Linked DNA regions of Mus musculus: region 1 is linked to region 2. A link is a contact called in ENCODE Hi-C or POLR2A ChIA-PET data. All regions are on one chromosome and are shown on one strand. The core of a region is the stretch at or near the end of the contact, and the rest is flanking DNA. Distances in the headings are between cores, read along the strand shown. Region 1 holds the start of Hnrnpm (heterogeneous nuclear ribonucleoprotein M). Region 2 holds the start of H2-DMa (histocompatibility 2, class II, locus DMa).

What was found. Hi-C counts contacts between places; a loop is a spot of excess contacts on that map. ChIA-PET counts read pairs that join two places held with the same protein, here RNA polymerase II (POLR2A).
Region 1: a map of heart shows a loop between it and region 2 (4-fold over the local background). The contact joins the promoter of Hnrnpm here to the promoter of H2-DMa in region 2. A Hi-C loop is called at or near these places in 1 of 37 maps with a recorded cell type or tissue (heart). POLR2A ChIA-PET finds 5 or more read pairs at or near these places in 2 of 5 experiments (Patski and embryonic stem cell).

The regions. Positions count from the first base shown.
Region 1 is chr17:33,683,491-33,687,483 of GRCm38, reverse strand. It overlaps Hnrnpm (heterogeneous nuclear ribonucleoprotein M), which reads left to right and starts at 2,026. Exons shown (of 16, transcript NM_029804.3): 1 at 2,026-2,217. The coding sequence starts at 2,105. It also overlaps a transcript of Marchf2 not described here.
Region 2 is chr17:34,120,683-34,124,608 of GRCm38, reverse strand. H2-DMa (histocompatibility 2, class II, locus DMa) reads right to left here and starts at 1,777. Exons shown (of 6, transcript NM_010386.4): 1 at 1,675-1,777. It overlaps Brd2 (bromodomain containing 2), which reads left to right and starts at 2,002. Exons shown (of 13, transcript NM_001204973.1): 1 at 2,002-2,447.

The DNA.
Region 1 (3,993 bases), core at 777-3,276, 440 kb after region 2:
TTGAGTTCTTGTTGCATGCTGAATTATGTAACAGCCCAGGGCTCTTGGCATTTTCCTGCATTGTATGCGCAGGACAGCCCTAAAAGGTGGTTTCTGGAGAGCATTTTGCTTACTTACTGGGTTTTTTTTTGTTTTTGTTTTTGAGACAGGGTTTCTCTGTGTAGCCCTGGCTGTCCTGGAACTTACTCTGTAAATTAGGCTGGCCTCAAAGTCACAGAGATCCACCTACTCTGACCCCCAAGTGCTGGAATTAAAGGTGTGTACTACTACTGTCTGGCAGGAGTCTTTCATTAACCCTACTTCCAGATGAGCAAATTGAGCCTCAGAAAAGCAGTCTCATCATCCCAGTGGGTCCAGTACAGTCTGGTCTTCCCTGTTGTTTTCTGCACCCATCTCTTGCCTAGTACACAGGCTCATGCATGGTAGTATCTTGCTGCCCTGACTGGAAACTCAAGGGGAAGTCAATTTTTCAGAAAGTAAAGACTCAGAGGCTGGAATCTGGCCCATAGGAAGAGCAGGTTGGGAGACTTCGTGACTGGAACAATATGATTGAGGAACAGAGCTGATGTGATCAGGCCTTGGGTGACTGGTGAACTGATATCCATAAAAAAAAAATTTATGTAAAAACACACAAGCATCTTCACTCTTCTGGCCTACCAAGCTTGGTACCTATTTCTCATCATAACTTTGGAATGTAGGGTCCCAGGAAATGGTGTCAGGGTGGTGCCGTAAGGAGAGATAGAATAGGAGGGAGGGAGGGGAAAGAAGGGGAAAAGAGGAGTCGGAAAAGGGTGGGAGGGAGGTTTCTGTTATACATCTCTTCTAATGCTTTGAATTACATGGAGAGTTTTAGTTTGATATTAACCTGTCAAGAATTCTGCATGCAGGGTTGGCTCTGTCTTAGTGGGTAAAGATGTTTGCTGCCAAGTTTGACAACCTAAATTTGATTACTGGAAAGAGAAAATCAATTCCCACATGCCAGCCATGGCATGCTCAAAGCCTGTATTCAATCATTCCCCCTCCATCCCCCCCCCAATAAAAATAATTCCTGCCAACATAATTTTTATATTTTTTCTCCATTTAAGGAAAGCTGATCTCTCCTTGACATGCCACGGACATTGTCAAAGCAGTTGTGGTTACTTGCACAAGATAGAACCTCATCATGTTGGGGTGGGGGAGCCTTGGGAGGCTTCACCCTTCCCTGAAGATCTATTGGTAGTAGATGCTGGAGGAAAGAGGTGTCATTTTCCTCAGTGTTGTAGCCACCTATTTAGTTGCCCCAATAAATCAACCCCTAATCTATGCTCTTGCAAGCAAACCCAACTCAGTAGGTCATAAAACAAAGACAAGGAGGTACATGGAGGAACTTGTTGGAAAGAAGGTACAGTGGAAATGCGGGAAATAAAAGGGCAATGGTAGGTGAATATGATAAAAGAACAGTATAGGGTCAGGGATTGAAGTTGATAGACTGCTAGCATGTTCAAATCACTGGGTTCAATTCCTAGCACTGATTAGCCTGGTTCCTCTGGCCTATCATTCTAGCACTCAAGAGGTGTAGGCGGCAGCTCAGACATTCAAGGCCAGTATTGGCTAGAAACTGTCTCAACAACAACAGCAAAACCCCAAGCAAGCGCAAAATACATGATATACATATATGAAGTTGCTGAAAAAAGAAAAAGAAAGAAAAGGCCAGGCGTGGTGGTGCTTGCCTTTATTTCCTGCACTTGGTAGGTAGGGAGAGGCTGGAGGGCTACATAGTGAGACCCTGCCTCAAAAAAGAAAGCTAATGAGTAAAACAAAACGGAAAAATATAAAGTAAGCTGGACCGACTAGGTCCGTATGTGCGCTCGTATTGTAAGTTCGAATGAGCGACACATATCTCTCCCCCTGTCCCACAACCCAACTGTATCTGCGGACATCGGGAAGTGAGGCCTGCCACTGGAGGAGGCGTGGCCTGACGTCCAGGGGGCGTGACCCGAGGCGAGCAGGAAGCGGGAGCCGGTCGCCGCACAAGGAGGCGTTACTGGTCGTTCGGGGTCACGTGAGCGCGCAGGCGCAGCTCGACAGAGCCCGCTCCCTCACACAAAGCCCAGACGCGGAGAAAATGGCGGCAGGGGTCGAAGCGGCAGCCGAAGTGGCGGCGACAGAACCCAAAATGGAGGAAGAGAGCGGCGCGCCCTGCGTGCCGAGCGGCAACGGAGCTCCGGGCCCGAAGGGGTGAGTAGTCTAACAGCAATTGATCCTTCTCTAACTCCAGCCAGGTTACTTCGCAGCTCCGTTAGGTCTGTGGGCCGCTTTCTCTTCTCCCACGGCGGCGCGGCGTCTGCGCAGGCCTTTTCCCTGCCGAGAGTTGGGGGCGGCCAAGGCTGTGACGACGACGAAGCCAGGAGAGCCTAATGGATCGCCCCCTGCCGACAGCGCTTGCCTCCGCTGCCTCAGCCTCCTGGCTGTCTGAGCGCGTCGTCGAGGCCTCAGGCCTGTGGCCTGGTATTTTATTCTCAGAGCAGTGATGGCGCGCGGGCTGCGGGAGATCAGGGCCCGCAGCACCTCTCACTGGGGTCTCGAGGGTTGAACCATTAAGACTGTGTAGTTTCAACCCTTCAGCATACAATCCATAGTAGTGGAAGTATTCTGTCTCAGTTTCTCAGATCTGAGAAGTTAGGGGCGGGAGGCTTGCGCGTGCGAGGTGTCACGTGTACGGTCGGCGGCGCGACCCGGAAGGTGTCGACATGACTCTTGTTGCGGGGTTCCGAGACACCGGTGTTACCCTCATTCTGCAAGAAGTGCTTCTTCCATTAGAATGGCCCCGGACCCGGGCTCCTGGGCTGGAGTTCTTTCCCCTCTTTATAGTCCTACTTCCTAAAGTGCAGTTGGTACCAATGGGAGAAATGGTCTTTGCTTGCTCAGTGTTCATCCTTAGCAACAGACCTAAAGTGTTCGGGTAGAGGCACCACTTCGGGGTTTCAGAAATTAAAATAGACAGACGTCATCATCCCTTTTTTGGAATCCTGCTTGGAGATCTGTCTAGGGACCTTGATTCGTTATTATAAGTGTCCTAGCATGGCCTGAGGAGTCCCAGCCTTTTGGGAGGAGTGGGAAGCTGCAGGATCCAGAGTGCAAAGTGTGGCCAGACTATATAGAGTGAGTTCAGTCTAGGTTGCCATTTAGTCATTGGGAAATTGAGCTAGACCCTAACTCTCAAAAAGAGGGATGAAAACATAGCAATAACCTGGCACTCCAAAGTCCCTAGATTCGATTCCTAATATCAGACCACAGGGTGGTCTTTCTGAGCCCTAAAAAGTTTTCTTCAAGGAGGAAACCATAAGATTCTGCTCCTGTGAAACTCTCCTCATACTGATATACTAATATATCAGCTTGAGGAGGTCTGGAGAAACATTTTGGTTCTAAAATCAGCAGCCCATGTCTCTGAATTTTTGTTTTCCATCAAATGTATAAGGTGGGAAGTTTTAGGACTCTGGGAGTTGAGAGTACTTAAAACACTTGTTAGTGAAGCATTTACCAAGTAATGGCTATTTTGTTACTGGAGGAAATTTCATATCTTTTATCTTAGTTAGGGAGAAGTAAAACACCATTGGTTAACTGGTTCTTGTGTGTTATTCAGCACTGGAGAGGCTGCGTGAGTTCCAGAGCTGATTCGGCTCAAGATTTGCCTAAGCTACATAAGTACTTGCCTGTCGTGTATGAGTGTGTAGATTATAGCCCATTAATAGAGTAGTTACTCAAGATGCACAAGGTCCTGGGGTTCACCCCATAGTACTAAAAGGATAAAGAGGCCTCTCTTTACTACCAGAAAGGCTCAGCTTAGGAGTGTGCTCATTTTTAACTTTCCCTTCCATCCTCTTGGGAACTCGGGGTCTTGAGGATGCTAGACAAGCACTCTTACCTCTGAGCTACACTTGAGCACCTTTAGTTAGTCTCATGTTCAGATTTTTCAGCTTTTGTCATAGAGATGCCTTGTAGGATCAGATTCCC
Region 2 (3,926 bases), core at 528-3,027:
AAAACAAAAACAAACAAAACACAGGAGCTGAGTTCTAGCATAGGTCAAGAGGGAAAGCCCATGCCGGGCGTGGTGGCGCACGCCTTTAATCCCAGCACTCGGGAGGCAGAGGCAGGCGGATTTCTGAGTTCGAGGCCAGCCTGGTCTACAAAGTGAGTTCCAGGACAGCCAGGGCTATACAGAGAAACCCTGTCTCGAAAAACCAAAAAAAAAAAAAAAAAAAAAAAAAAAGAGGGAAAGCCCAGGGAGCCACAATTTAATACGCAATTTCAGGGCCGTGGACAAAACCCAGAGCACGTGGAATTATGGCTTCATGTCCTAGCCACTAGCCATGCCTGGCCACTGAGAACTTGAAAATATGGCTGGTGCCACTATGAAACAAATCTAAACAGCATGTAATACTGATTTAAATTCAAGTTGCTACTGCACAGTACAAATAACAAGTCCAGGTGATGCAGCAGACACAGGCACGATTGCCTGGTTCTTGAGGACACAGCAGTGTGCATTGATAGATGAAGAAGGGAATGGTAAGTTCAGGTGAATATAAAGTTGTAAGGAGAGGTGAGGACATCGTGCATGGACAGAATAACACAGCAGCAGATCAGATGCGCCGGACAGCCCACATCAATTCTGAGCATGCTCCAGTGTCTGGGGTTATCCAGGCAGGAATTTTTCATAGGAAGTTCCACTCAAGAGAACTGTCTAATCTTACGGTGGAGTTGAAAGGCTTGAGTCATTGAAGATGTAGAAGCATTCCAGACAAACAGCAGGAACCAGCTACCCAAATGTACAAAAGGGAGACTGGGGGTTGGGAACATGACATGCATGGGCAATGTCAGGGAGAAATCAGAAGTGGACTCTGGGGTGGGCAGCTGGGAGGTCCTGCTAAGTAGGGTGGTGAGGTCACACTCTGGGGCTGCATGAAGTGGGAAATAAGAGAACTGGGAGGAGACAAGCAGGGAGAGTCTTGTAAGTCCAAGTCCTGCTGTGCAAGGAAGTTGAGAAAGCCACGGAGTACTTAGAGACAGGGTAGGTACTGAATAGGGTTTTCTTTTTGGCTACTTAGAGACAGGGTAGGTACTGAATAGGGTTTTCTTTTTGGCTAAGAGAGCAAAATGGACAGGAAGTTACTTAGGTTAACAGAGAAAGGTGACCAAGTCAAAAGCAATTTCCTTCAACTGAGAAGCCCCGATAAAATAAGAGACATGCCCTGTTCTACACACGGAAAATACAGGTGGGCTGCTGGTGCAGAGTGTAAATCCAGACCATACCTTCAAAGACAAAAGACAACAGAGATAAGCGCGAGCTTCGCACTTTAAGTCAACTGCATTGTTTTTAAGTTGTCACCCTAAACTTTAGTAGGATGAATTCAAGACTGAGAAACAAACTAGTAAGGCAGGTCACAGAAACAGAAACAGAGTATAGACAATGTCAGGAAAGAATCATGATCAAAACGAGCAGAAATGACGAAGTAGAACTCTATGTTAATAAATGGTCTACCTGTACACGATCAGAGAAAGAAACACGGGTGGTATACTTCGAAGGCAGGATTCGGGTATTTTCAAGTCTCATAGAGGAAAAAAAAAAGAAACAGTTTAAGAAATTCGAGGAACCCCACAACTCCTCCCGATTAAAACGTCAAATCGAGCGTGCAACATCCAAGCGGACCCCCACCGTTCCAGGGAGGCTCGCCCTGCAGTCCCGCTGCTGCAGCCAGGACCCGCGTGCCTCCTGGGACCACAGCATGGGGCCCCGCGGATTCTGGCCAGAAAGTGCCAGGCAACGCCTCAGACCGGAGCCGGAAGAACCTATTCCCCCCGCCGCGGTGGGGAGGGGGGGGAGGCCACCGGGGCGCAGGCCCGCGCGCTCCCGCCACACCCATCGCTCAACGAGGTGGCCCCGAGGCTCGGGGCGCACTGAGCCTGCGCACCGCGGCTCTCCCCGCGACCCGTGCCTCCCCTCCCCCCAGACCAGGCACACCCTTGCGCATGCGCTATGTGTTTCGTGGGGCTGCGGCAGCCATGCTGAACTCGTACCGAGAGGCGAGTGGGGGGGACGGGGGCGACCACAGGCGCAAGGGAGGCCGGGGACCTGGCGAGGCAACAGCCTTAGCGAGGTCTGGGGTCTCGGGACACAGGTCTGGGCCTTGCAGTCCCTGTGACCCCGTTCACGACCCTCCGCAGTGTTCGGAAACCTCGCCCTCGTGGCCGTAGGGGGGGCGGACACGTGACCCGCCCCAGCCAGTCGGAGCGCTGCTGACGTGGCCGCGCGGCCCCGATGCTTTTCCCCCCACCCCCAGCGGCTAGGGAAGGGAGGGGCTGGGGGCTACGCCCCCTCCCCCAACGCCTTCTCGGCTTCCGGGGGGGTTGACACCCCGGATTCCTTGCTCCCCCCCCAGCCGGGCTGAGGGCGACTTTCGAGGGCCCCCCCGTGGCTCCTGGATCCAGGTGAGCAGGGGCCCCTGGGGCGGGGACGCCATCGGTCATTTAAATGCATAAGTAAAGGTGGGGAGTGGGAAGAATTCTTGGGGTTCAGGAGAAAAATCCCAAGGGGGAAAGACTTGTCTTTCAAACACCTGACAGCCAATGGGAGTGTGGACTGGGGCCAGCGCAAGAGGGCCACTGTGTGGGGGAGGGGAATGGCCAACCTCGTGCCTACATACCCATCGGAGGGCAAAGGGGCGAGGGTGGCTTGTGCCCCATGCACCCGTCACCGGGGGGGGGGGGGGGGACAGGAATCGGGAGCCAGGTGAGATGGGATGTTTTGGGCGGGCGAGGGGAGGGCGACCCCGTAGGCTGAGTGTGAGTGTTGGTCGTGGGATGCGAGAGCTTAGGAGTTGGCAGCTCTGGAGGTGAACTGGTGTGGTTCCCTGGCGCCGACTCCCTGCCTCCCCAGGGACTCCCTAAGCTCCCTTTGTGTCAAGGGTAGCAGGCTCGCCATCGTCACATGGCGTGATGGAGGCTCGGTCGAGTTTGTGTGCTTTTCACGAGGACGCGGCCTGTGGGGCCTGCTGTTCCCAGCTGCGCATCCCCTCCGGGCTCTTAGCTGTTTGTCTCTGCCCCAGGGTGGGGAGGGCTCACCGGCCCAGAGCCTGGGGGCCGCCTGCGAGCGCAGTCCTGGCCTGAGGTGGGTGCTGGGAGGGGAGAGCCAGCGTGGTCCGAGCCTCCCAGTCTCCGAGGTCTAGGGTTTCTCCGGGTGGCATGCTCTACTGCCGCCCTCCTCCCCTCCCCCTGCCTGGAACAGTTGCCTCCTTGTGTGCTGCGGGGGAGGGAACGGAAAGGAGGAAAGAGTTACTTTTCCAAATTACTAAGTAGCAGCAGCCTCCCCTGTGACTCATGTGGGGGCAGGGAGGGCTGGGAATGACTGGGGCGCAGTGATTTTCCGGAATGCAGGGAAACGGGAGCGTCGTCTGGCTACCCTTTCTCTCTAAGGCCCAGCAGTTTCCCCGCTCCCCGAGTTCTCTCCCCACCCCCACCCCACCCCCGTCGGGCTTCGGCCCGGACCCGCCAGGCCCAGGTGCGGAAAATCCAGTTTGGAGGCCGGGCCGCCAGGGGGAGGGGAGAGGCCTCTAAAGTTGCTGTGTCATTGCCCTGCTCGCCGCAGCCACCCGGGCGGGGCCGCGCGCACTCGGGCGACCCGGGCCTGGTTCCCGGCGGGGAGTGCAGGGTCTCTGCTTCCAAGGCGCACTTACCCCTTGCGGGGTCTGCGCTTATCTTGCGGTCCAGAAGACGGGAGCTTGGCCGCCATGTTAAGTGCAGTGACCGAGGTTCGAGGTCGAGGGCTCATGTGGAGGGAGGGTCGCCTGGTTGCAGTTCTAGGACCTAGGCCAGTTGGGGCTATAATTGGGGAATGGTGAGCCCGCCTTACAGCCCCTCACCAACGTTAATTTACTTGCCCAGACGTGCACACCTGTCTTCCCAGCCAGG